Linked DNA regions of Homo sapiens: region 2 is linked to region 1. Evidence: chromatin loops called from intact Hi-C (ENCODE). Cell type or tissue: PC-9. All regions are shown on one strand. Links, peaks and the distances in the headings refer to the core of each region. The heading gives the core; the rest is flanking DNA. Region 1 overlaps RALBP1 (ralA binding protein 1). Region 2 overlaps TWSG1 (twisted gastrulation BMP signaling modulator 1).

Region 1 (12,878 bases), core at 2,383-10,382:
GCACCTGTAATCCCAGCTACTCGGGAGGCTGAGGCAGGAGAATCGCTTGAACCCGGGAGGCGGAGATTGCCCTGAGCTGATACCACGCCACTGCTCTCCAGCCTGCTGACATAGTGAGACTCCGTCTCAAAAAATAATAATAATAAAGGCAAGAGTCCAAAGTGGATTTTTCCTTCTGATACTTAATATATGTATAGTTATGTGTCACATAATGTTTCAGTCAGGGATAGACTGCATATACAGAGGTGGTTGCCTAAGATTATAATACCATAACTGTACTTTTTTCTGTGTGGAGGTATGTTTATATACCAAGTATTCAGTACAGTAACATGCTGTACAGGTTTGTAGCCTAGGAGTAATAGGCCATACCATATAGCCTAGGTGTATAGTAGGCTCTACCATCCGGGTGAAAATAATTTGTTAATTTTCCTACTTTCTTGTCATTAATCGTTTTTAAAAACTTTTTTTTTTTTTTTTTTAGACAGGGTCTTGTGCTGTTGCCCAGGCTGGTGCCATCATAACTCACTATGGCCTCGACCTCCTGGGCTCAAGTAATTCTTCTGCCTCAGCCCTCCCGAGTAGCTGGGACTATAGACACATGCCACCACACTCAGCTAATTTTTTTTTTTTTTTGAAATGGAGTCTCGCTCTGTCACCAGGCTGGATTGCAGTGGCGTGATCTCATCTCACTGCAACCTCTGCCTCCCAGGTTCAAGTGATTCTCCTGCCTCAGCCTCCCAGGTGTCTGGGACTGCAGGCGCCCACCACCACGCCCGGCTAATTTTTGTATTTTTAGTAGAGATGGGGTTTCACCATGTTGGCCAAGATGGTCTCGATCTCTTGACCTAGTGATCTGCCCGTCTCGGCCTTCCAAAGTGATGGGATTACCACCATGCCTGGCCCACGTTTGGCTAATTTTTTATTTTCTGTAGAGACAGGGTCTTATGATGTTGCCAAGGCTGATCTTGAATTCCTGGGCTCAAGCAGTTCTTCCACCTTGGCCTCCCAAAGTGTTAGGATTATAGGCACTAGCCACTCCACCCGGTCGATTAATCTTTTAATAGTTGTCGTCAGCATGAAAAGGGCATTCATACATTCATATTCATTATAATGAATTTGAGAATTTCACATTTTCTAAACTGATTATACCGGCATATCTTGTCTGAAGCATGTGAGTAGGGCAGAAGCTAAAATAAAGATTAAGTCTCACGGTATAGAAGAAGGGTACAGAAAATAACCCAAATAAAGAGTAAAATCTTGATTAGAGTACAAGCCTAAACAAAGTTAATAGATATGAAAGGATTAATTATACAGCTACTAAATTGGATAATAATTGCTCTGTGGAATGTACATGAGAAATTATTTTTGAGCCTGTATATGTGAGTAGTTTGCATTTAATGGGTCCCGGTCATAAACCTCAAACATATTATCATGAGAAGAATTTCACTGTTGATATGAAATCTTTTAAACTTTATCTGCTCAGTCTGAAGGATTATTTCTGTCCCATTTCAGCTTATAAATGTAAAAAAAGAGAATGTGCTCCTCATATCTAATGAGCTGCTGGTAGACCACACTTCACACATGTTAACTGTTGATGGAGAGATTGAACCTGTCCAGCTTTACACACTGGGAGAGGACCCTAGGAAGCTGGAGAGGACCTAGGAAGCTGGTGTCTGATTTCCTCTGGACTTCACCCTATGTGCTTCTTCCTTTGCTTTTTTTGTTTTGTATTCTTTCTCTATGGTAGATCTTAGCTGTGAGTACAAACTATATGCTGAGTTATGTGAATCCTTCTAGCAAATCACCAGTCCTGGGGGGTACAGCCCCCAACACAGTAATAAATGACTTAAAAAGGAAAACACTATTCCCTGCCTCATCCTTGCACCTCTCTCAGTCTTAGGTTTTTTTTTTTCTTTTAGGTGTTTCTTTTGCTATTTGTTTCCTTTTTTCTAATAATAAACTGCTATTTCTTGAGATACCAGTTTTTGACGTTGTCTATTAACTAGGTATTACGATAGATGAGGGTTTAGGTTTCTTATACCCTTGCCCTAGTTCCCTGTGTTCAGTCCTCCAATATGACCATTTCACAGTGTGTAAGTCAGTATTCATGTTATCATTATGATAACTAGATAAATATTGTATAATACTGAACAGGGGACTACAGATTCTTTTTCCCATCTAACTTTTCTTTCTCCTAGAGTTGATAGTTGTTTCTTATTTTCATTTGCTTTGTTTACTGTTTTGTTTGTTTGTTTGTTTTCAGATAGGGTCTTGCTCTGTTGCCCAGGATGGAGCATAGTGGTGAGGTCATGGCTCACTGCAGCCTCGATCTCCTGGATTCAAGCAGTCCTCCCACCTCAGCCTCCCAAGTTGCTGGGACCACAGGCAGGTGCCACCATGCCCAGCTAATTAAATTTTTTGTAGAGATAGGGGTCTCGCTATGTTGCTCAGGCTGGTCTCAAACTCCTGGGCTCAAGCAATCCGTTCTCTTCAGCCTCCCAAAGTGCTGGGATTAGCAGTGTGAGCCACCGTCCCAGCCTATATGAAAAATTTATCCCCAAAGCTCCAGTGGCTCTTTAACATGTCTTATTGTTGCTTTCCACGTGGTCAGATGTATCTAATTTCCATCATTCCTTGGAGCTCTTCTTCCTCATGCTTCACTGTGGATTAGTTGGTCACAGATTTGCTTTTATGGGGACTTCCCTTTGCTGCACTCTAGGGTTGAATCTCAATCAAGTCTTCCTACTGTTTGTTTACTGCCTTGTTTTTGTAGGAATTATTGAGAAAGTATATTATTGGGATTGTAAATTATTGGGAAAGTAAATTTCTTGAGACTATTAGTCTGAAAATGACCTTATTTGTTGCGGGAAGTCAGGGACCCCGAACAGAGGGACCACCTGGAGCCATGGCAGAGGAACATAAATTGTGAAGATTTCATGGACATTTGTTAGTTCCCAAATAATACTTTTATAATTTCTTATGCCTGTCTTACTTTAATCTCTTAATCCTGTTATCTTTGTAAGCTGAGGATGTATGTCACCTCAGGACCACTGTGATAATTGTGTTAACTGTACAAATTGATTGTAAAATGTGTGTTTGAACAATATGAAATCAGTGCACCTTGAAAAAGAACAGAGTAGGCCAGACACGGTGGCTCACGCCTGTAATCCCAGCACTTTGGAAGGCCGAGGCAGGCGGATCACGAGGTCAGGAGATTGAGACCATCCTGGCCAACATGGTGAAACCCCGTCTCTACTAAAAAAAAATACAAAAAACTAGCCAGGCGTGGTGGCGGGCGCCTGTAGTCCCAGCTACTCAGGAGGCTGAGGCAGGAGAATGGCATGAACCCTGGGGGACGGAGCTTGCAGTGAGCTGAGATCGCGCCACTGCACTCCAGCCTGGGTGACAGAGCGAGACTCTGTCTCAGAAAACAACCAAACAAACCAAAAAAAACAGAGTAACAGTGCTTTTTAGGGAACAAGGGAAGACAACCATAAGGTCTGACTGCCTGTGGGGTTGGGCAAAAGGAGCCATATTTTTCTTCTTGCAGAGAGCCTATAAATGGACGTGCAAGTAGGGAAGATATCACTAAATTCATTTCCTAGCAAGGAATATTGACATTAATACTCTGGGAAAGGAATTCATTCCTGGGGGGAGGTCTATAAACAGCTGCTCTGGGAATGTCTGTCCTATGTGGTTGAGATAAGGACTGACATACGCCCTGGTCTCCTGCAGTACACTCAGGCTTACTAGGATTGGGAAACTCCATCCTGGTAAATTTTTGGTTAGACCGGTTCTCTGCTCTCGAACCCTGTTTTCTGTTAAGATGTTTATCAAGACAATATGTGCACCACTGAACACAGACCCTTATCAGGAGTTCTGATTTTGCCCTTGTCCTGTTTCCTCAGAAGCATGTGATCTTTGTTCTGCCTTTTGCCCTTTGAAGTATGTGATCTTTGTGACCTACTCCCTGTTTGTACACTCCCTCCCCTTTTGAAATCCTTAATAAAAACTTGCTGGTTTGGAGGCTTAGGTGGGTATCACGGTCCTACTGATATGTGATGTCACCCCTGGCGGCCCAGCTGTAAAATTCCTCTCTTTGTACTCTTTCTCTTTATTTCACGGCCAGCCAACACTTATGGAAAATAGAAAGAACCTACGTTGAAATATTGGGGGCGGGTTCCCCCGATACTTAAGTTAACTATACACTTGAATGATTGTTGGAACTAATTTTCTTTCAGCGTTTGAAGATACTTTAATGTCTTTAAGCTTCCAGTGTTTCTGTTGGCATATTGGTCCTGATCCTGTGAATATAAGCTGCTTCCCCAGCTCCCTCACCCACAGGACACTTTTTGGTATCATCTTTTTACCCCCAGTGCTCTGAAATTTCATGAGATGCATTGTCACAGTTCTCTTCATTTATCATGAGGGGTGCTCAGTGGTCCTCTCAAAGGACACTCTTGTACTTAAATTCTGGGACAAATTTATTTCCTTATTGTGGGAAGAACAAGAATGTATTGTGCCTGCAAACAGTGCTTACAAAATATAACATTTCCAAATAATCTTTTAATACTGGTTAGTGTTCAGTGTATAAGGTATTGATAAGTCAATATTTGGATTCCCTTATACAATTCTAGATTAGAGAATTTTAATTTACAGATTATTTTTTAAAACTATAAAAGTGAGGAAAGGTTGCTTTTAGTGAACTTAAGGCTGATATTTATTGATAAAGAATGTTTACAAAATATTGAATCTGTTTAACTCGTAAACTAGTTAAGCAAGTTATTGTTTTTCTGGAATAGGCCTTTTTATGTTTAGATAGTATCAAGTTTAATAAACTAGTAGGTTTATTCTTGAAAGCTAATTTCAGGAGACATTAATTTACTTAATTTCTTTCTTCTCTATTTATATTGCTTTGTCCTCTTGCATGCGTGACTGATTCTTACTGTGTGTGCTGATTAATATTGGCATAGGAGCAGAAAATACTACTTTAAGAACAATGTATAACCTAGTCCTTCAGAGAAGTGAATGTTTTTAAACAATTGTTTAGTTAAGTTTGAGTCTAGTTTTGTGAACTTTTTGTCTGTTTCATCTCAGTTGTAACTGTCATAACTGTACTTCTTACTTGAAATATTCATTTTCAAATGTACGATTGTTTTTGGTTCTAAAGTAAAATTCTGGATATGTGGTTTTTGCTTTATACTTTTAATACTTTTTGCTATTGCAGAAGTAATTTTTTTAATCTTCAGTTCTCTCTAGAGAGATATTGTTCTTTTACACAGGAACCAGCCACATGCTTTCATTTTGGAATGATTGGAAATAGTGATATTGGGTGTGAATGTAAGCTGATTCCCCAGCTCCCTCACCCACGGGACACTTTTGGTGTCATCTTTTTATCCCCTGTGCTCTGAAATTTCATGAGGTCAGGTCCATATTTGAAAAGGAAAGTCCTTTTTCTTTTTTGTTTGTTTTTTGAGACAGGGTCTCTCTCTTTCAGCCAGGCTGGAGTGCAGTGGCACCATCTTGGCTTGCTGCAACCTCCGCCTCCCGGGTTCAACTGATTCTTGTGCCTCGGCCTTCCAAGAAGCTGGGATTACAGGCATGCATCACCACGCCTGGCTAATTTTTGTGTTTTTAGTAGGGAAGTGGTTTCACCATGTCGTCCAGGCTGGTCTTGAACTCCTGGCCTCAAGCAGTCCACCTGCCTTTGCTTTCCAAAGCACTAGGATTACAGGCGTGAGCCACTGTGTCTGGCCAACATCCATATTTTTTAATGGCTTATGATCACATCTCTGTAAGGCATTCATGGCCCTTTATTTTCCTTCTCAGAGTTTTTATTGAAATATAATTTATATTTAGTGAAATGTACACTTTGATAAGTCTTAACAAATGTATACATACTTATAGCCCGCATGCCTGTTACGATGTAGATAGGAACATGGCCATCAACACAGAATGTTCTCTCTTACTACTTCATATTCAACCCCTGCCTCTTCTCCACACCCTAGTAACCACAGTTCTAAATTCTTTTGACACCTAGGTGACTACCTGTTCTAGAACTTACTATAAATACAGTCATATATTATGTACTCTATTGTGTTCTTATGCTATTTTATGAAATTATGTTTTGTTGTATATATGGATTATTTGTTTCTTATTAAAATGCTGAATAGTATTCCCTTATATGAATCCAATCATCTGTTTGTTGGCAATGTGGGTGCTTCTAGTTTCTAGTTTTAGCTATTACAAATAAAGTTACTCTGATGATAAGTGGGGTTTTTTTTGTGAATATTTGTTTTCATTTCTCTTGGGTAAATAAGGAGTGGAATTGCTAGGTCATATAGAAGGATATGCTTAAGTGAAGATACTGCCAGTTTTCCAGGTCTCAATGTGTGAGACTTCTGGGTGCTCCATATCCTTGCCAGTGTTAGGGATTGTTGTTCTTTTTAAATTTTAGCCATTCTAGATGATGTCTATTGATAGCTCATTTTAATTTTAATTTGCATTTATTTGATTTTTTTCCTTGGGCTTACTAACCATCAGTATGTCAAAATGAAATAAAATATAGAGATGAATCTCTAAGTTTAAAACATTTTATTTGGGAAGCAAGAATTGCAATTCAGGGCATACTCACACAGACCTGATGGTCTTTGCTGTGTCCCAAGAACAAAGAGAAGGTTAGGGGTTTTATTTTTAAAAAGAGAAATGTTATATATTGCTCTGTGAGAAAGTTCATCGCACTAGTAAGGTTTGGGGGACTGACAGTCTCTGAGTGGTGAGTGACCAGATGGGTAAAGCCAGTCTTAGAGTGGCAGCAGGTTGTTTCGGAAGTGATTAGATAAAACTAGTTTCAGGTTACAGCAGGCAGTTTCAGCGGCCAGGCTGGCAGAAAATTACATTCTTGGAGCAATGGTGTGTGCCCAGAGTGCTTTTTCCTCTTGGCTTCTTGACTCAGTTTTATTTGGGTATGACAAGTGACCCAATTCATATGATCAATTTTCATACTATATTTTCCTTTGTAAACTGTTTGTTCAACTCTGCCCATTTTTTTATGGGTTTTTTATCTTTTTATTATTCTAAATAAAATCCTTTGTCAGATACACACACACAACACACACACACACACACACACACAAATGTAGTCTTCAAGTCTTTGGCTTGACTGTTCATTTTCTCTTTTTTTCTTTCTCTTTCCCTACAAGACAAGGCTTCCCGCTGTCACCCAGGCTGAAGTGCACTGTGGTCATGGCTCACTGCAGCTTACCTCCTGGGCTCAAGTGATCCTCTTGCCTTGGCCTCCCAAAGTGCTGGCATGAGTGACTGTGGTTGGCCTGTTTATTTTCTTAATAGTGTCTTTTGATGAGCAGAAGTCCAATTTGTCAGTTTTTAATTTTATAGTTAGTGCTTTCTGGTAATGTCTGGGAAGTTTTTACCCTCTCAAAGCCCTCAAAAATATGTTTTTAGAAGTTGTATAGTTTTTAGCTATTAAGTTTTAGGTCTGTAATTTATGATGAATTATATTTTGTACATGATATGACATGGAGAGTGGAGCTTCAATTTTTTTCATATGCTTATCTAGCACTATTTGTTGAAAAAGATTGTCCCCTCATTGTATTCCTCTGGAACCTTTGTTGAAAATCAATTAACTATACACGTGTGCATTTCTTTTTGGAATTTCTATTTGTTCCTCCAATCTATTATCTGTTCTTACTGCAACACCTTACTGTCCTGATTACTGTAGCTGTTTTTCTTCTGTTTTTGTCTATGCTTGTTGGTGTTTCTGGGTTTCCCAGCTTCTATCATTCCAAGTCTATGGTGTGAGATAGAAGAAAACTCTGAGAACTCACCACCATATTCCTCCTATCCTGAGGTACTGAACCGGTCTGCCTCCTTCTGTCTACCTTTCAGAGTCTTTTTTTGTTTCTTCTTCTTCTTCTTCTTTTTTTCTTTTCAATCTGATCTGGGAATTTTAGTTGTACGTACCAGGAAGAATAGGGATAAATAATCTTTACTCAAATTTTCAATAATTTACACCAGGTATCCTCTTGCCTCAGAAATAAGAATTTCTGATTTTTGTTGTTTGTTTTCTTGCCTTTGAATATTTATACTTAAATTTTATTATGGACCATTTGAAACCTCTCTCTTCTGCCCTTTTCTTCAGTGAAGTTTAGGCTTGCTATAGCTCCCCAGTGGTCAAACAATGTGTCCTAATGCAAACATGTTGTTCTTCCTTTCTTACTAAACCGTCATGCACTCAGACTCTCACTCCTTCATGTCTGCCTTTAGTGGCTCCACTTATCTTCAGCTCTAGATGAATTAACTTGTCTTAGTCTGTTTAGACTTCTATAACAAAATACCATAACATGGGTAGCTTATAAACAACAGAAATTTATTGCTTTTCATTGCAGACTGGAATGTCCAAGATCAAGATGCTGACAGATTTAGTGTCTGCTGAGGGCCCACTTTCTGGTTCATAGACCTGGCCTTCTTGCTGTGTTCTCATGTGGTGGGTGGAGGTGGTGAATTCATAAGAGGAGGAGGGAGTGTCCTCATAAGAGGACACTAATCCCATTAATGAGAACTCCACCCTCACGACCTAGTCACCTCCCAAAGGCCCCCCCTCCTAATACCATCACCTTGGGGATTAAGTTTCAATATATGAATTTTGAGGGGACACATTCAGTCCATAGCACAAGTCAATAAATATTTCTTTAGAGTAGCTTTTGTCAGATAATCTATTAAATACTTTATGAACAAAACTGTCTAATTGTCTTTATCAGTCTAGTATGGAAACAAAAATAATTGTGTACCAGGAGAACATGGAAATGTAGTATAGTATAACTTACAAATGTTGTAGGGGTGAATGATCAAAAGCCACCTGGCATTTTGCTGCTGGTATTCCTGCCCTTACTCCTCTCTTAGCCCCAGTTTTGTCACTTTCTGGCTTTGGAATTGGTAATGACTCCCACACCAGGTCTGAACTCAACATGACATTTAGTGTCTGAGCCCACCTTATCTTTTAATGTCTTTTCCATTACTTCTTAGCAAGAACTGCCCAGGTCAGGCTGGTCTTCACCCCATTCTCATAATAAGTCCCAAATGTTCCTGTGTGTCTTTAACCACACTGTTCCTCCTGGCATAAATGTATTTATTCCCTTTCTTTGTGTGTATACGTGAAGGGTGGTTCAGTGAAAAAAAAGTGTTTTGAGTCAAACAGATCCCAGTTTTATCTCTTACTTGCTATGTGATTTAGGGAAAGTTATTTAAGCTCTCTGAGCCTTACTTTCTCTGTTTATAAACATGGAAAAATACTGCTTTTCTCACAGGGTTAGCTAAATTAATGTATGTGAACGTTCCAGAAGCCACAGGAACTCAAATAAATTGTTGATTCCCTTTATTTCCTGAATTAGAACTTAAGGCTTAGGGCAAGATTCATTTCTTCTAATATTTGTCTCATCAGCAGTAAATATGTTGAGAACAGAAAAGATACCAATTAGTTTATTAAATAAACATTTGACTACTTACTGTGTGCCATAGGTAGTGTTAAATTTTGGAGCTCACCATTAGCAAGGTGAACACATGCATATGTAATTGAAATACAGTATGGTAAGTGCTGTGAAGAGGTATGTTCAGGATGTTCTAGGACACAGAAAAGGAGTATTTGTGGCTTATACTGGATGGGGTGGGTCACCAGGGAGGATTCTTGGAGAAGTGTTGCTAGTGCTTGATTTTTTTAAACAGCTTTATTGAGGTAGAACTCATATAAGATCCACTCACTCGAAGTGTATAATTTAATGATTTTTAGCCAGTTTATGGGTTTCTGCAACCATCACCATAATCCAAATTTAGAATGTTTCCATCATCTACAAAATCATGCCCAATTGTAGGCCTAGTGTTAAAGGATGAGTATGAATTAGCCACGCAAAAATATTGAGAGGAAGGCTGGATTCCTGGGAGAGAATGAGCAAAGACAGAGAAGCATACAATAACATGGTATCCGTGTGGGTGATATGTCTATAAGCAATTTTTTTTTTCTGGAGTGTAAACCTGTGCGCCTGCCCCACAAGTTGTGTTTTAGCTTCCATGGACTTGAGCTCAGTTTCCTCATCTCTAATGTATAGTTCCTGTTACCTTGTTGAACTCTAGGTCCTTTTAAACTCTCAACTCTTAGATTGTCAAAACTTCAATTAATAGGAAAAGGGAATGCACTTTAAAAAACTATAGCCAAGGCCGGGCCTGGTGGCTCACGCCTGTAATCCTAGCACTTTGGGAGGCCAAGGCGGGTGGATCACAAGGTCAGGAGATCCAGACCATCCTGGCTAACATGGTGAAATCCTGTCTTTACTAAAAATACAAAAAAAAAAAAAAATAGCCTGGTGTGGTGGCAGACGCCTATAGTCCCAGCTAGTCGGGAGGCTGAGGCAGAAGAATGGCTTGAACCCAGGAGACGGAGCTTGCAGTGAGCCGAGATCGCGCCACTGCACTTCAGCCTGGGCGACAGAGTGAGTCTCAAAAAAAAAAAAAAACAAAAAAAAAAAAACAACGATAGCCAAGGCCGGGCATGGTGGCTCACACCTGTAAGCCCAGCACTTTGGGAGGCCAAGGCTGGTGGATCACCCGAGGTCAGGAGTTTGAGACCAGTCTGGCCAACATGGTGAAACACCATCTCTACTAAAAATACAAAAATTAGCCAGGTGTGGTGGTGGGTGCCTGTAATCCCAGCTACTCGGGAGGCTGAGGTGGGAGAATCACATGAACCCAGGAGGCAGAGGTTTAGTAACCAAGAGCACGCCACTGCACTCCTGCCTGGGCAACAAGAACGAGACTCCATCTCAAAAAAACAAAAACAAAAAACCAAATGATAGCCGAAAGTCAGGGCCCATTAAGAAAAACAGAATTATACTGATGCTTATTGATCCTTCAGTGAAAACTTTTTTGTTTTTAATATTTTTTTTTTCTGGTTATGTAAGCAATAGTGCATATTGGGTAGAAAATTTATAAAATGCAGAAAAACAAAAAAAGTTTAGATCAGTCATAATCTTAAATCCAGAGATAATTGTTATTAATATGCTGTTATTTTATACATATATTTATATATTTAAATTGATATGCTGTAAATAAAATTGCTTTTTCCTCACATCATTAAATATTGTCAACATGATTTTTAATGTTACATAATTTTTACAGGATCAAAAAACAGCTTGTTCTTTTTTTTTTTTTTTTAATTTGAGACAGGGTCTCACTCTGGCACCCAGGCTGGAGTGCAGTGGTGCGATCTCAGCTCACTGTAACCTCCATCTCCTGAACTCAAGTGATCCTCCCACCTCAGCCTCCCAAGTGGCTAGGACTATAGGCGTGTATCACTACACCCAGCTAATTTTTTTTTATTATACTTTAAGTTCTAGGGTACATGTGCATAACGTGCAGGTTTGTTACATATGTATACATGTGCCATGTTGGTGTGCTGCATCCATTAACTCATCATTTACATTAGGTATACTCCTAATGCTATCCCTCCCCCCTCCCCCCACCCCACCACAGGTCCCAGTGTGTGGTGTTCCCCATCCTGTGTCCAAGTGTTCTCATTGTTCGGTTCCCACCTATGAGTGAGAACATGCATGCGCCCAGCTAATTTTTTGTATTGTTTTTTTAGAGACAAAGTTTCGCCGTGTTGCCCAGGCTGGTCTCAAACTCCTAGGCTTGAGTGATCCACCCACCCTGGCCTTCCAGAGCGCTGGGATTAAAGGCATGAGCCACCGTGCCAGGCCCCTTTTCATTTTTTTAAGTGTTAGAATAAAGTCTACCCTTCTGACGCTTCCAAGAGTTAACAGTAATTAACCGTTTCTTACATGTTTTCAGAAACTGTGTGTGTGTGTGTGACTTTATAGCCTATTTGGATAAACCATAATTTAATCAGTATTCTATTGATAGCATTTTAGATTATCTTGTTTTTTGTTTTTACAGTACTGCAGTGAATATTTTCTTGCATATATCTTTGCATTTTTGTGAAAGTATATCTGAAGAATAATTTCCTAAAAGCAGAATTCTGGATCAAAGAGAATAGATTTAAAATTTTAATAGCTACGATAAGATTGCTTTTCAAAAAGGATCATGTTATACTTCTACCATTAGTAGGTGTTCTCGTGAGTCTTGTTTCCTCTATCCTTACCATCATAATGGATCTTATATGTGCCATTTTGTACTTTGCCACTCTTACATTAGAAAAGTGATAGCTCATTGTTTAAAAAATTATAATTGAAGTTGAACATTGTTTCCACTCATTTTTTAGCCACTTTTCTGTGAACTGCCTGTTCACATCCTTTGTCTGGTTCTCTTAATTTGTTGCTATTTTCATTAATTTGTTAATAACTCTTTGCTTTTTAAAGAAATTACCTCTCCCAATTTGCAACTTTTTTTTTTCCACATTTGCTTGTCCTTTGACTTTATTTATGGTCTCAGAATTGTCACTTATGGCTTGTGGATTTTTTAAATTGTAAAGTTAACATTTAAAGTGAGTGCAAAGAGAGGCCGGGCACGATGGCTCACACCTGTAATCCGAGCACTTTGGGAGGCCGAGGCGGGTGACTCACCTGAGGCCAGGAGTTCGAGACCAGCCTAACCAATATGGTGAAACCCTGTCTCTACTGAAAATACAAAAAATTAGCCGGGTGTGGTGGCAGGCACCTGTAATCCCAGCTACTCAGGAGGCTGAGGCGGGAGAATCACTTGAACCTGGGAGGCGGAGGTTGCAGTGAGCCGAGATTGCGCCATTGCATTCCAGCCTGGGCAACAAGAGCGAAATTCCATCTCTCAAAAAAAATAAAAAAAATAAATGAGCGCAAAGAGAAAAAGTGATTCTGATAGTATTTCAAATGAAT
Region 2 (12,878 bases), core at 2,836-10,835, 160 kb before region 1:
ACTCTCTCTGTGTATATATGTGTGTGTCTCTGTGATCCTGCTATATGATCTCTCCTGCAGGTCCACCTGGATTTAAGTGGAGGGAACATAGGCCCCACCTCTGTTGGAGGAGTGACAGTGTCATGTTGTAAGCTGAACATGTGGATGGGATATAATGGTGTGGCCATCTGTGGAAAATACACTCTGCCACATATAAACTGTAAAGTGAATTGGCTGGCTAGGTGAGCTCAAAATTTTCTTCTAGTTCTAGGCAGTTTTAAAGAAAGAAACCAACTAGTATGTGTCAAATGTTCTCTTTTTTTCATCAGAGTAATAAATTATTAAATTATTAGAAGGCTACATAGTGAAAAATTGAATCTCTTGATCTAATTCTCCCTACTCATTCTATTACCCTGGGAAAACCGCTTTTAATCTAACTCTTATATTTTTACTTCTGTTAGTAATTTTTAGCCATATGCCTAAATAATATGCTTGTACTACTATTTCTTGATTCATCAGTTTTAGATGTTATATATCTAAAATTGCCTTTCTGCTATAACAGATAAGGTCATAGCTCATCATGTCATCCTTCCCACTCCTGCCCTGCCACACTTGTATCACAGTTTTGAGTTTATCTCTTGGTTATTTTTTCAATTTCTTCAATATATTTAAGGTTTTCTATTCTGTTCTATCAACTGGAGACACTATCTCTTTATTCCTGATGTAAGTGGAGAATATTAATAGTCCTTTCCTTTTAAAGTTTATTTTATTTTATTATTTTTTTTTTTTAGCAATGAGACAGACTATAAGTGAGTTTTAAGAACAGTGCATTTCTTGAGGGAATTGAAGAGAGGGTTTGTTTGGGTTCCAGTCTTGGGAGATCATGTGAAGCTACCATGTTTAACATCATAGAAAGCAAAGAAATCAGTTTTTTCCCTTGCATTTATGAGTACTGCCCTTGAAATTTTCTACTTTTGGCATTCTGATGGGCTACTTTTGGAATTCTGATGGGCTGCATCAAAATCTGTGGGGAACGGAGTGTTACCTGTACTTTTACTTTTATATTGTCAAGGTTGATAACATCTACATTCTGAGAGGCTGCATAGTATAATGGTTAAGCGTATGAACTCTGGAACCAGGCTATCTGAATTTGGATCCAGTTCTGCCACTTACTGGTTGTATGACCTTGGGCAAGTTAGTTAATCTCTCAATGCCTCAATTTCCTCATCTGTAAAGCAGGGATAATAACCATACTGTGCGAGTATTGTGAGGATTAGGTGTAAAGTATTTAGAGCAATGCCTGGCACGTGAGTGCACTATAGGTAATTACTAACCTTATTTCTCTGTTTTGTAACTCTATTTGAATCTTCTAATGCTTTATTTACAGGTATATTCTAAAACTGGCAATAAACCATGTTTATATTGTAATGATTATATAAATATTGTTGACTGTTGACTGTAGTCACATAGGTACTATGATTACATTTCCCTTCTTGAATGATTTTGTTTTTCTTGAGTTTCTAATTATCTTTCTTTACCTTGTATCATCAATCATTAGCACCTTATATTGTTTTAAGTACTTAATGTATTTTTCCTCCCAAATGGAGCCTTCAGTCTTGATGTTTCCAGACTTAACTGATTGCAATCTAGGTCTGATGCAAGCTGTCTTATGGTGACTTTCCATCATTACTTTCCCAAGTTGGTTCCAGTGTTTCTTGGATTTCGTATCTTGTTGTTTTTAACAGTAACCCTTATTTTGTCCCAACATGCCCTCAAGTAACTTCCTAAGAAAGCCTGTGTGGAAAGTAAGCTTTCTGGGTCCTGCATGTCTTGAAGATGTATTTATTCTCACCTTTCACCTGACTGATGGTTTGCCTGAATACAGAATTCTATGTTAAATTCTTTTCCCTCAGAACTTTGGAGACATTTCTCTATTATCTAATAGCATTCCATATTGCCAATAAGAAGTCTGATGCCAGTCTGTTTCTTATTCTCTATAGGTAACTTTGTTATTCTCTCTAGAAACTTTTAGTATCATCTCATTAGCCTTCATATTATGGAATTTAAACTGTTGAGTCTAGTGTTGGTCTTTTCATTCATTCTGTTTGGTATCTTGTGAGTCTTTTGGGGATCAGTTTTGAGCCAAAGACTAGGAAATGCCCTGTTTTGTTTTTTGTTATATATATATATATATATATATATATATATATATATATATATATATATATCTTGTCCTAACATACATACATATATAATATATACGTTTTATATAACTATATTTTTGTATAATATATAATTATGTATAGTGTCCTCTTTTCTTTCTGGAACTCTTATTAGTATAAATCTAAGATGGATTCTCTGTTAGATTTTTTTTAAAAAACAGTTTTATTGAGATATATGATTCATATATTATAAAATTTACCCATTTAAGGGTACAATTGAGTGGTTTTGGCATATCGACAGACTTGTGCAACCATCACCACAATCTAATTTCAGAACATTTTCATTACTTTAGAAGGGAACTCCATACCCTTTAGAAGTCATTTCCTATTCTCTCTCCCCACAAACCCTAGGCAGTTTACTTTCTCTCTACATGCTTGTTCTGGACATTTAATATGAATGGAATCATACCTTGTCTTTTGTGTCTGACTTCTTTCATTGAGCATAATGTTTTCATGGTTCCTGTGTGTTGTAACATATTCAGTATTTCATTCCTTGGTCAAATAATATTCTGCTGAATGGGCATACCACATTTTATTTATCCATTTATTGGTTGGAGGATATTTGAGTTACTTATATTTTTGGCTATGGTAGATAATACTGCTATGAATATTCAAGTTTCAGTGTGTGGATGTATCTTTGTTTGTTTTTTAAGAGATAAACTGTGTTACACAGGTTTGTTTACTGCCTGTGCACACAGGCAGTGGTGCAATCATTGTTCACTGTAACCTTGAACTCCTGGGCTCAAACGATCCTCTCACCTTGGCCTCCCAAGTAGCTAGCACTACAGGTGTGTGCCACCATACCTGGCTAATTAAAAAAATTTTTTGTGTGTGGAGACAGGATCTTATTATGTTGCCCAGGTTGGTCTTGAACTCTTGTCCTCAAACGATCCTCCTGCCTTGGCCCCACAAAGTTCTGGGGTTACAGGTGTGAGCTGCTACAGACAACCCTGGATGTATCTCTTAATTTTTCTTTTGTATATACCTAGGAGTAGAATTGCTGGGCCATATGGCAACTCTGTGTTTAACATTTTGAGGAACTGCTGAAGTGTTTATTCTAAAGTGGCTGCACTATTTTACATTCCTACCAGTTGTGTATGAGAGTTCTAGTTTCCCTATAGCCTCACCAACACTTATCTTTCCTTTTTATTGTAGCACCTTTGTGGAGTGGTTATGATTTGCATTTCCCTAATAGCTAATGATGTTGAGCATCTTTTTATGTGCTTAGTGAATGCATGTGTGTGTGTGTGTGTGTGTGTGTGTGTGTATGTATGTATTTTTTTTTTTTTTTGAGAGAGGATCTTGCTCTGTCACCCAGGCTGGAGTGCAGTGGTGCAATCACGGCTAACAGCAACCTCAACCTCCTGGACTCAAGCAATCCTCCCACCTCAGTCTCCCAAGTAGCTGGGACTATAGGCATGCACCACCATGTCTGGTTAGCTTATTGTATATCTTTGGGGAAATACCTATTGAAAACCAGTGCTCTTTTTTGTGTGTGTGTGTTTGTTTTAGACGAGAGTCTCATTCTGTTGCCCAGACTGGAGTGCAGTTGCTCTATCATAGCTCACTGCAGCCTTGAACTCCTGGGCCAACACGATCCTCCTGCCTCAGCCTCCTGAGTAGCTAGGACTACAGGTATGTGCCACCACACTCAGCTAATTTTTAAAATTTTTAAATTCTTTATAGGGATGGGGGGTCTCACTGTATTGCCCAGGCTGGTCTTGAACTCCTGGTCTCAAGTGATCGTCCTGTCTTGGCCTCTCAAAGCGCTGGAATTACAGGTGTGAGCCACCATGCCCAACCCAGAACCTATGCTCATTTTAAAATTGGCTTGTCTTTTTATTGTTGAGTTGTAAGAATTCTTTATATATTCTGGGCTCAAGACCCTTGTCAGATACATTATTTGCAAATATTGTCTCTCATTCTGTGGGTTGTCTTTTCAACTACTATGTATCATTTGTATCACAAAAGTTTTACATTTTAATGACATCCAATGTTTCTGTTTTTTTCTTTTGTTACTTGTGCTTTTGGTGTTGTATCTAAGAAACCATTACCTAAGCCAAAGTCATAAAGATTTACTTGTATGTTTTCCTCTAAGAATTTTAGAGTTTTAGGCCAGGTGTGGTGGCATGTACCTGTAATCCCAGCACTTTGGGAGATGGAGGTGGGAAGATCGCTTTAGCCCAGGAGTTCAAGCCTGCAGTGAAGTAGGGATCCAACTTTATTATTTTGTATATGGATATCCACTTGTCCCAGCAACATTTCTCCCCCACTGAGTTATATTGCCACCCTTGTTCAAAACCATTTCACCATAAACGGTTTATTTATGGACTGTCAGTTCTATTCTATTGGTTTATATCTCTATTTTTATGCTAGTACCACATTGTCTTGATTATGTAGTTTTGTAGTATGTTTTGAAATCAGGAAGTCTGAGTTCTCCAACTTTGTACTTTTTCAAGATTGCTTAGGCTGTTCTGGGTCCCTTGCATTTTCATATGAATTTTAGAATCAACTTGTCAATTTCTGTAATAAAGCCAGCTGGGATCTTAAAAAAATATATAATAGACTTTATTTTTTGGAAAAGTTTTAGGTTTACAGAAAAATTGAGCAGAGAGTATAAAGGGTTCCCATATACCCATTCCCCCCACATATCCCCAGTTTCTTCTATTATTAACATCTTGCATCTGTGTGGTATACTTGTTACTATTGATGAACCAATATTGATATGCTATTATTAACTAAAATCTATGCTTTGCATTAGCATTAACTCTTTGTGTTTTACATTTTTATGGGTTTTGACAAATGCATAATGTCTTGTATCTACCATTACAGTATCATTCAGAATAGTTTCATTGCTCTAAAAATCCCCATAGCCAACCTCTTCATCCCTCCCTACCTCCCCCCAGTCCCCTAGTAACCACTGATGTTTTTTACTGTCTCTGTAGTTTTGCCTTTTCCACAATGTCATATAGTTGGAATCATACAGAATGTAGCCTTTTAAAAGGGGCTTCTTTGACTTAGCAGTATACATTTAAGTTTCCTTTATGTCTTTTCATGGCTTGATAATGCATTTATTTTTATCACTTATTATTACCTAATAATATCCCATTGTATGAATGTACTTACTGATTAATATTGCACTCACTGATTAGTATGGATGTACTAGAGTTTGTTTATCCATTCACTTATTGAAGGACATCTTGATTGCTTCTAAGATTTAGTAGCTATGAATAAAGCTTAGCCAGGCATGGTGGCTCAGGCCTATAATCTCAGTGCTTTAGGAGGCCATGGCAGGAGGGTCCCTTGAGGCTGAGAATTCAAGATTGTAGTGAGACCCCCATCTCTACCAAAAGAAAAAAAAAGTCTTGAGTGCTGGTGTGCACCTGTAGTCCTAGCTAACTGGGAGGCCACAGTAGGAGGATGGCTGAGCCCATGAGTTCAAGGCTACAGTAGGTTATAATCACACAACTGCACTCCAGCCTGGATAACCAAGCGAGACCCTGTCCCTATAAAATAACATAAAGCTGCTATAACCATCCATGTGCAGGTTTTGTGTGGGCATAAGTTTTCACTTCATTTGGCTAAATACTAAGGAGTGTAATTGCTGCGTTGTAGGGTAGGACTATGTTTAGTTTTGTAAGAAATTGCCAAACTGTCTTTCAAAGTGGCTGTACCATTTTGCATTCCTACCAGCAATGAATGAGAGTTGCTATTGCTCCACATCCTCACCAGCATTTGGTGTTTTAAGTGTTTTGGATTTTCACCATCTAAATAGGTATATAGTGGTATCATATTGTTTTAATTTGCAATTCTCTAATGACATATGATGGAGAGCGTCTTATACTTATTTGCCATTTGTATACCTTTTTGGGTGAGGTGTCTGTTAAGAATCTCTGGCCCATTTTTTAATTGGGTTGTTTACTTTTTTTATTGTTGAGGTCTCTGTATGTATGTTTTGTATAGCAGTCCTTTATCAGAAAAGTCTTTTGCAGATATTTTCTCCTAGTCTATGGCTTGTCATCTGATTCTTTGGAGAGTATTTTTTGCAGAGCAGAAGTTTAAAATTTCAATAAAGTCCAGCTTATCATTTATTTCTTTCATGAATTGTGGCTTTGGTATTGCCAGCTAAGATTTAATAGGGATTGCATTGAATCTGTAGATCAATTTGGGGAGTACTGTGTTGCCATCTTAGCAGTATTATGTCTTTGTTTCATGAACATGTGTGCCTTTCCTTTTATTTGGATTTTCTTTCATTTCTTTCAACAATATTTTGTAGTTTTCTGTGTATTACATTTCTTTTGTTAAATTTATTTATCAGTATTTTATTCTTTTTGATGCTATTGTTAGTGGAATTATTCTCTTAATTTCATTTTTGGATTGTTCATTGCTTCTGTATAGCATATTAGCTCTTTTCTATCCCATCATACCTTCTTACTCTATATTCTGGGAAATTTCCTGACCTTACCTTTGGACTCTTTCTATTGAATTTTTTAATTTTAGCAATAACTTTTACATTTCAAGAGCTCTTATTTATTGCTTGTTAATTTTTCCTATTAATATTATTTACTTGTTTTTTTTGGATGCATTATTTTCCTCAGTGTCTTCAAGGATACTTATTGGAATTTTTTTTGCTGGTGGAGGAGGTGTGTGTCCCCTTCCCCCAACTCTGTTACCTGGATTATCTCTTTCGAGATCTTTTTTTCTTTTATGTCTTTTTTATGTGTCAGGATTTCTTCAAATGTATACATTTCTTTGGTTGTCAATATATAATTAAGAATGAGGCAATAAAACCTGGTTGGGAGATCCATGTATTTAGATAGGACTTACAGACTGGACTTACAGCAGAGAACACTTGGGGATAAGGAAGGCCTTGATGCTGGAATGTGTTCTCTGCTCTGAGGCTAATCATCTTCCTGAAGAGAATTGTTGGTTATTTGTTTATTTTGATTGGCTGATTTTCTTGTTGTGATTGGACATGAGTAGATGGTCAGTAGATGCCTAGTTCTTGTCTTTTTGGTCTATTGTGGGAGTAGCCTAACTGATCTGATAGAAACCTGAACTTGAACATCCTCTTTTTATCCCTGTTCTCTTTAGTTGAAGAATGGTTTGGCTCTTGGTATTTCATGTGCCAGTGATTGTTAACTGGGGCCCTGGACCTCTTAAGGGGTATCCCCCGGATTATATTCAGGAGATCCCCAAGGTTATATTCAAAATTGCCTGTGCACAGTTTTCTGGGGAAAAGGTCCACAGCTGTCAGGAAGTTCTCACAGCAGTTGGTGAACCTGAAAAGGTTAAACATTGTTGTGGCTTTGCTTTCCATTCCAACATACTGAGTTATTAAAATTCCACTTTCATGTTCTGCGAAGTACAGGGCACATTGACATTTTAGATAACGAGAGCTGCTTTTCTCCTTAAACTTGCAGAAGATGTACAGAAATGAATACAATAAGGTGGAAGATAAGTACTTTAAGAAAGACAAAGATGCAATGCTATAAAAGTTTATAAAAAGATATTAGTTCCCTTGTAGAGAGAATTTAGGTTTCTTTTTGTTAAATTGGTTTAGTTTGAACATTTGTAATGTTGAACTGATGTACTATGAGGATAAATTAGAACATTTGTTTATATTGCATCCTCTACACTTATAACTAAGTATGAAAAATTTTCCCTGGAAGCTCTTATGTAAATATTTTTTACCAGCATGGTTGCAAAGCAGTACAGTCATTCCTGCCACTCCTACAAGTTGCTGTGCCTAAAGGTGGTCCCTATATAAATATTTATTTTGTGCTTCTAACAGGAAAGAAATCTAACTTTAAACATCAAGAAAGTAAAATTCATCTTGGGTGTACTTCCTTGCTCATATAATGAGGGGTTTAGTTATCCTGTTTCAGGAAAAAAAAAATTTGGTAATATGGGATTTTCCTTTAAGAAGATCTTTACTACTTTCCCCTGCTGCTTTTGTGAAAATAATTTTTAAAATTTGGATCAATATTATGCTATACCCCAGAAATCTCAAGTCCCATTTTGTATTAAGAGTGGAAAAACTCCTATATTAACTTGTGAGTACTTTGGCTAATATTTATGATAGTTTTTAGGATGACATAAACATTGTATTTCATGAAAATATTCAAAATTGGGTTCAGAGATAATGCATCATTTTAGTACTTTGTTGTCTGAACATTTATTTAGCTCTTTTATGTGCTAAATTGACAGTCTGCTTTTTTATTCTAAAAATTGATTTAGTTATTAAATAAATCTTAAGTTTTCTGAAATAAGTTGGAATTTTAAAATAGTTTACTTCTCATTAATAATTCTAGCTTTTAAAAGTATATTTTGTCTTAAGTTAAAAATAAATAGTTCAGGTAAGTTTAGGGCTTCCTTAATTACAGTAAACTAAAGAATTAACTTTTTCTTCTTTTTTTCTTAATCAGTGCAAATTAGATTCAACTTTAGTCTCTTGCTATAGTTATCTTGATTTGTTAGTACACTAGTAATATTTTGGTTTACAATGTAAAATGTTTTCTCTTTTCTCTCGTGAACATTATTTTCCTAAATTGTTTCTTTCCTCTTCATCCCATTTTCCTGCTCTTAAAAGTTGTGGTGCCATGGCTGGGTGCAGTGGCTCACGCCTGTAATCCCAGCACTTTGGGAGGCTGAGGCGGGCAGGTCACAAGGTCAGGAGTTTGAGAACAGCCTGACCAACATGGTGAAACCCCGTCTCTATTAAAAATACAAAAATTAGCCGAGCATGGTGGCGTGCACCTGTAATCCCAGCTACTCAGGAGGCTGAGGCAGGAGAATCGCTTGAACCCAGGAGGTGGAGGTTGCAGTGAGCCGAGATCGTGCCACTGCACTCCAGCCTGGGCAACAGAGCGAGACTCCATCTCAAAAAAAAAAAAAGTTGTGGCGCTAACCTATTTTTGTCCTGTTTTGCTTCAGTTAACACCCCATGAAAATCTCTGAAATTAATGTTCAAATGTAATGAGTTAGGCCTGATATAATTTAAAGAAAGAATACATCGTTTCCCTCCAAATGTTTAATGCAGTTATAGTAGCTGCTAATATATAAATGGAGATTAAAATTTATTTTCACTAGTTGTTTCACCTGTTGCATTGTTAAAACAAAATGAGGATTTCACTGGGACACACGGACATTTTCAAACATACATAAAGTAGGAAAAATTGTAAAATAACCCCCCCATTTACCCATTACTCAGCCTCAACAGTGATCAACATGTGGTCAGTCTCATCTGTACCTACTCCCAACTCACTCCAGCTGGATTCTTTTAAAGAAATTCACTGGGGGACTTGTACAGTAAGTAGGATTAGCATCTAAATGTTTGTTACTAGGTTTATGTGAGAAAGAGGCACTGTTTGATATATTTTGGTAATTCATATATATACATGAACTTGTATGCTGACTTATTTAGCCAAAAATAAGTACTCTTTTCAATACTGATTCATTCAAGTGTATGTTATTTTCAGGACAAAAGTTTACCAATCAGTTAGAATTTGTAAAGAACAACATGCTAATGAGGTTGGGTTGATATTTCTCTCCTGGGTTTGAAGATTCATGTGATGCCCTCCTTAAAGAGTATTATGGCAAAACAGATTTGTTATAACCCAATCTAATTATAATTGTTTATTCTTTTGAATAGGGGCTAATTGAATATTTTATTTATTTATTTATTTATTTTAAAATACTCATTTGACCTAAGTAAAAGTAGTGTCAGCATAGGTATAATATAATGCTTCATTGATTACTTATGCTTACACAATATGCAAGTAAATACTTAATTAGATTTATTCCTACATTTCTGTTTTTTAGCTCAAGACATTATAAATACTTAGTTTCCTTAATTTAAGAACCTCAGTTTGTGTTTTTAAATATCTTTTGTAATTGTTCAAACATTAATTAAACTGGATCTTAAGAAGTCATAATATCCAAATAAATTAAATGTTTATTTGCTATTATAAAAATATATTTTCTACCCCCAAATTCAGAAAATACAGAGAAGTAGAAAAAAAGAGTAAAACGTTCTTAGTCCTATTATCCAAACACATACTACTCTTACTATTTTGATATAGCTCCTTCTGGTTTTTATTCTCTGTTTAGATTATTTTTAACAATTTTATGGTATATACAACTTTTGTGTTTTACATTTTCACTAGCATTATTTTATGTTTCTTTGAAAAAAATTATGTTTGGTTAGAAAATTTCAGTTTTAGGTTAAAAGTAAATTAAAGCAATATATTTTCAGAGTTAGAACTGTCTTCTGCATTGCTTTAATACCAACTTAATGCTTTATATTTTTCAGTTTAGGTTTATTTCTTTAAAATTTATGAAGAAACCCCAGTGTACCATGCTGGGTTTTTTTTTTTTTTTTTGTCTTTTTGTTTTTTTGTTTTTTGAGACAGAGTCTCGCTTTGTCACCCAGGCTGGAGTACAGTGGCTCCATCTCAGCTCACTGCAACCTCTGCTTCCTGGGTTCAAGTGATTCTCCTGCCTCAGCCTCCTGAGTAGCTGGGATTACAGGCACGCATCACCACCCCCAGCTAATTTTGTATTTTTTTAGTAGAGATGGGGTTTCGCTGTATTGGCCAGGCTGGTCTCAAACTCCTGAGCCCAAGCAATGCATCCACCTTGGCCTCCCAGAATCCTGGGATTACAGGCATGAGCCACTGCTCCCAGCCTGTTCACTGTTTTTAGATGTACAGTTTTATGATTTTTGACAAACATGTACTCATGTAACTACTACTACAATCAAGATAGAGAATATTTTTCATCACCCTAAAGCATTCCCTTGTGCCCCCTTTGTAGCTGGACCTAGCTTTTTCCCTAGCCTCAGCCCCTGGCAACCACTGATTTGATTTTTTTTCTCTATAGTTTTGCCTTTTCCAGAATGTTATATAAAAGGAATCATACAGTATATAGCCTTTTGTTCTGTCTAGCTTCTTTCATTCAGTATAATGCTTTGAGATTCATCCATATTATTGTGTGTGTTGGGTAGTTCTTTCCTTTTTATTGATGAGTAGGATTCCTTTGTGTGGATGTACTACAATTTGTTTATCCATTCACTGATTGTTGGACCTTGCGTGGTTTCCAGTTTTCAGTAATTATGAATGATGTTGATACTTTCCCATATGGGTCTTTTTATGGACCTATGTTTTAATTTTTCTTGAGTAAATACCTAGGAATGGGATTGCTGGGTCACCGGAGCATTTTGATATTCGTTATCTCATTGGGATGCCCAAGTTTGTAAGGGAAAATCCAGGAACACCATTCCTTTTTTATGACTGGGAAACCGAGACTCAGGGTTGCAAACAGCTTATGGGCTTAAAACCAGATCTTGTAAGTCCAAGTCATTTGCTATCTTTACTAGAATATAATGTTGTTTTCAATGACGTTTCCTTGTTTTATTATAGCAACAGGGTTAACAAATCTCTCAGATCTTTGCAACAAGAATGGAAATATTTATCAGTAACTGAGAGTCAATATTAATAAGATTCTTCCTCAAGTTGTTAGTTTCCATTTCTGGCCTAGAAATTTGGGAGTTCATACAATAAATGTTAACTCTTAAAGTCTAATCTTAATCTTGGATAAATATACTCCCCCTCAATTTATTTTGCATAAATAATTAATATCTGACCAGAGCATCAGTTGTATAGTCATGGCACTGTGTAACAACATTTTGGTCAATGGCAGACAACATATATGATGGTGGTCACATAAGATTATAATACTGTATTTTTATTGTACCTTTTCTATGTTTAGATATGTGTAGACATGCAAATATTTACCATTGTGTTATAATTGCTTACAGTATTCAGAACAGTAACATGCTGTACAGGTTTGTAGCCTAGGAACAATAGGCCATACCATATAGCCTAGGGTTATAGCAGGCTCTACCATGTAGGTTTGTATAAGTATATACTGATATTCATATAACAACAGAATTGCCTAAGGATGCATTTTTCAGAATGTATCCCTATCCTTAAGCGATAAAGCGTGACTGTATATGGAATAAGATTCTTCTCTAAAGATGATCGAATCTGTCTTCTGGCATCTAAAAATTTGAAATTCTCTGTCATATTGAAGGTTTTCCTTAATATAAATGTAGTAAAATACATTTTGAATGATTAGATTTTTCCCTCAAACTTTTCATCCTGCCAGACTTTCATTTCATATAAGCTTTGAAAACAGTTTGCCAAATTCTCTCTAAATACTCATACTGGTCAATAGAGAGTAGCTCAAATGTATAAATTTCAGTTTACCATTTAGTGTAAAGTTTTAATTTTTTTCCATCATAAAATTATTGAACAACGTGTCTACCAAACTTTAAGAACATCTAGCATAGTTATTTACACATAGAAGATGTCTTATTCCATATTACCTTGCCTCTAACATGCAAGAGCAGTGGTGGTAGAAAAAGCCTTGAGTCAGAAGACCTTGTTTCAAAGCCGCAGTTGTGTGAACTCACAGAAATCATGAAACCACTCATTCTCAGCCTTCTCTTCTCCACATGAGGAACAACCACACTTTCTCTGTGACTTGCAGACTAGGGAAGCAGAAGATATAGTCATTAACCAGCTGAAGCGACAACAAAAAAAATTAAGTATTGCATTCCAAGTCACTGGTTTTGCAACTCTTAGCCAATGAGTCCAATTTTACCTTTACAAA

Evidence for each region. Hi-C counts contacts between places; a loop is a spot of excess contacts. Peaks named below come from ENCODE experiments on the same cell type or tissue, not always from the same donor. Only the 100,000 strongest peaks of a DNase experiment are listed, where the experiment ranks them.
Region 2: it touches region 1 in a loop (2.4-fold over the local background); 28 of 110 quality-filtered maps call a loop at or near these places.

What each region holds. Positions count from the first base shown.
Region 1 is chr18:9,499,373-9,512,250 of GRCh38, forward strand. The region is part of intron 1 of RALBP1 (ralA binding protein 1); the gene reads left to right. Among named protein-coding and RNA genes, the nearest start is that of RALBP1, 30 kb to the left of the region's middle. In PC-9, for the core only: no CTCF peak of the experiment used is centred there; a DNase peak (open chromatin) is centred at 6,879; H3K27ac peaks cover 1,037 bases.
Region 2 is chr18:9,341,055-9,353,932 of GRCh38, forward strand. The region is part of intron 2 of TWSG1 (twisted gastrulation BMP signaling modulator 1); the gene reads left to right. Among named protein-coding and RNA genes, the nearest start is that of TWSG1, 13 kb to the left of the region's middle. RefSeq lists an enhancer at 7,818-7,987. In PC-9, for the core only: no CTCF peak of the experiment used is centred there; no DNase peak of the experiment used is centred there.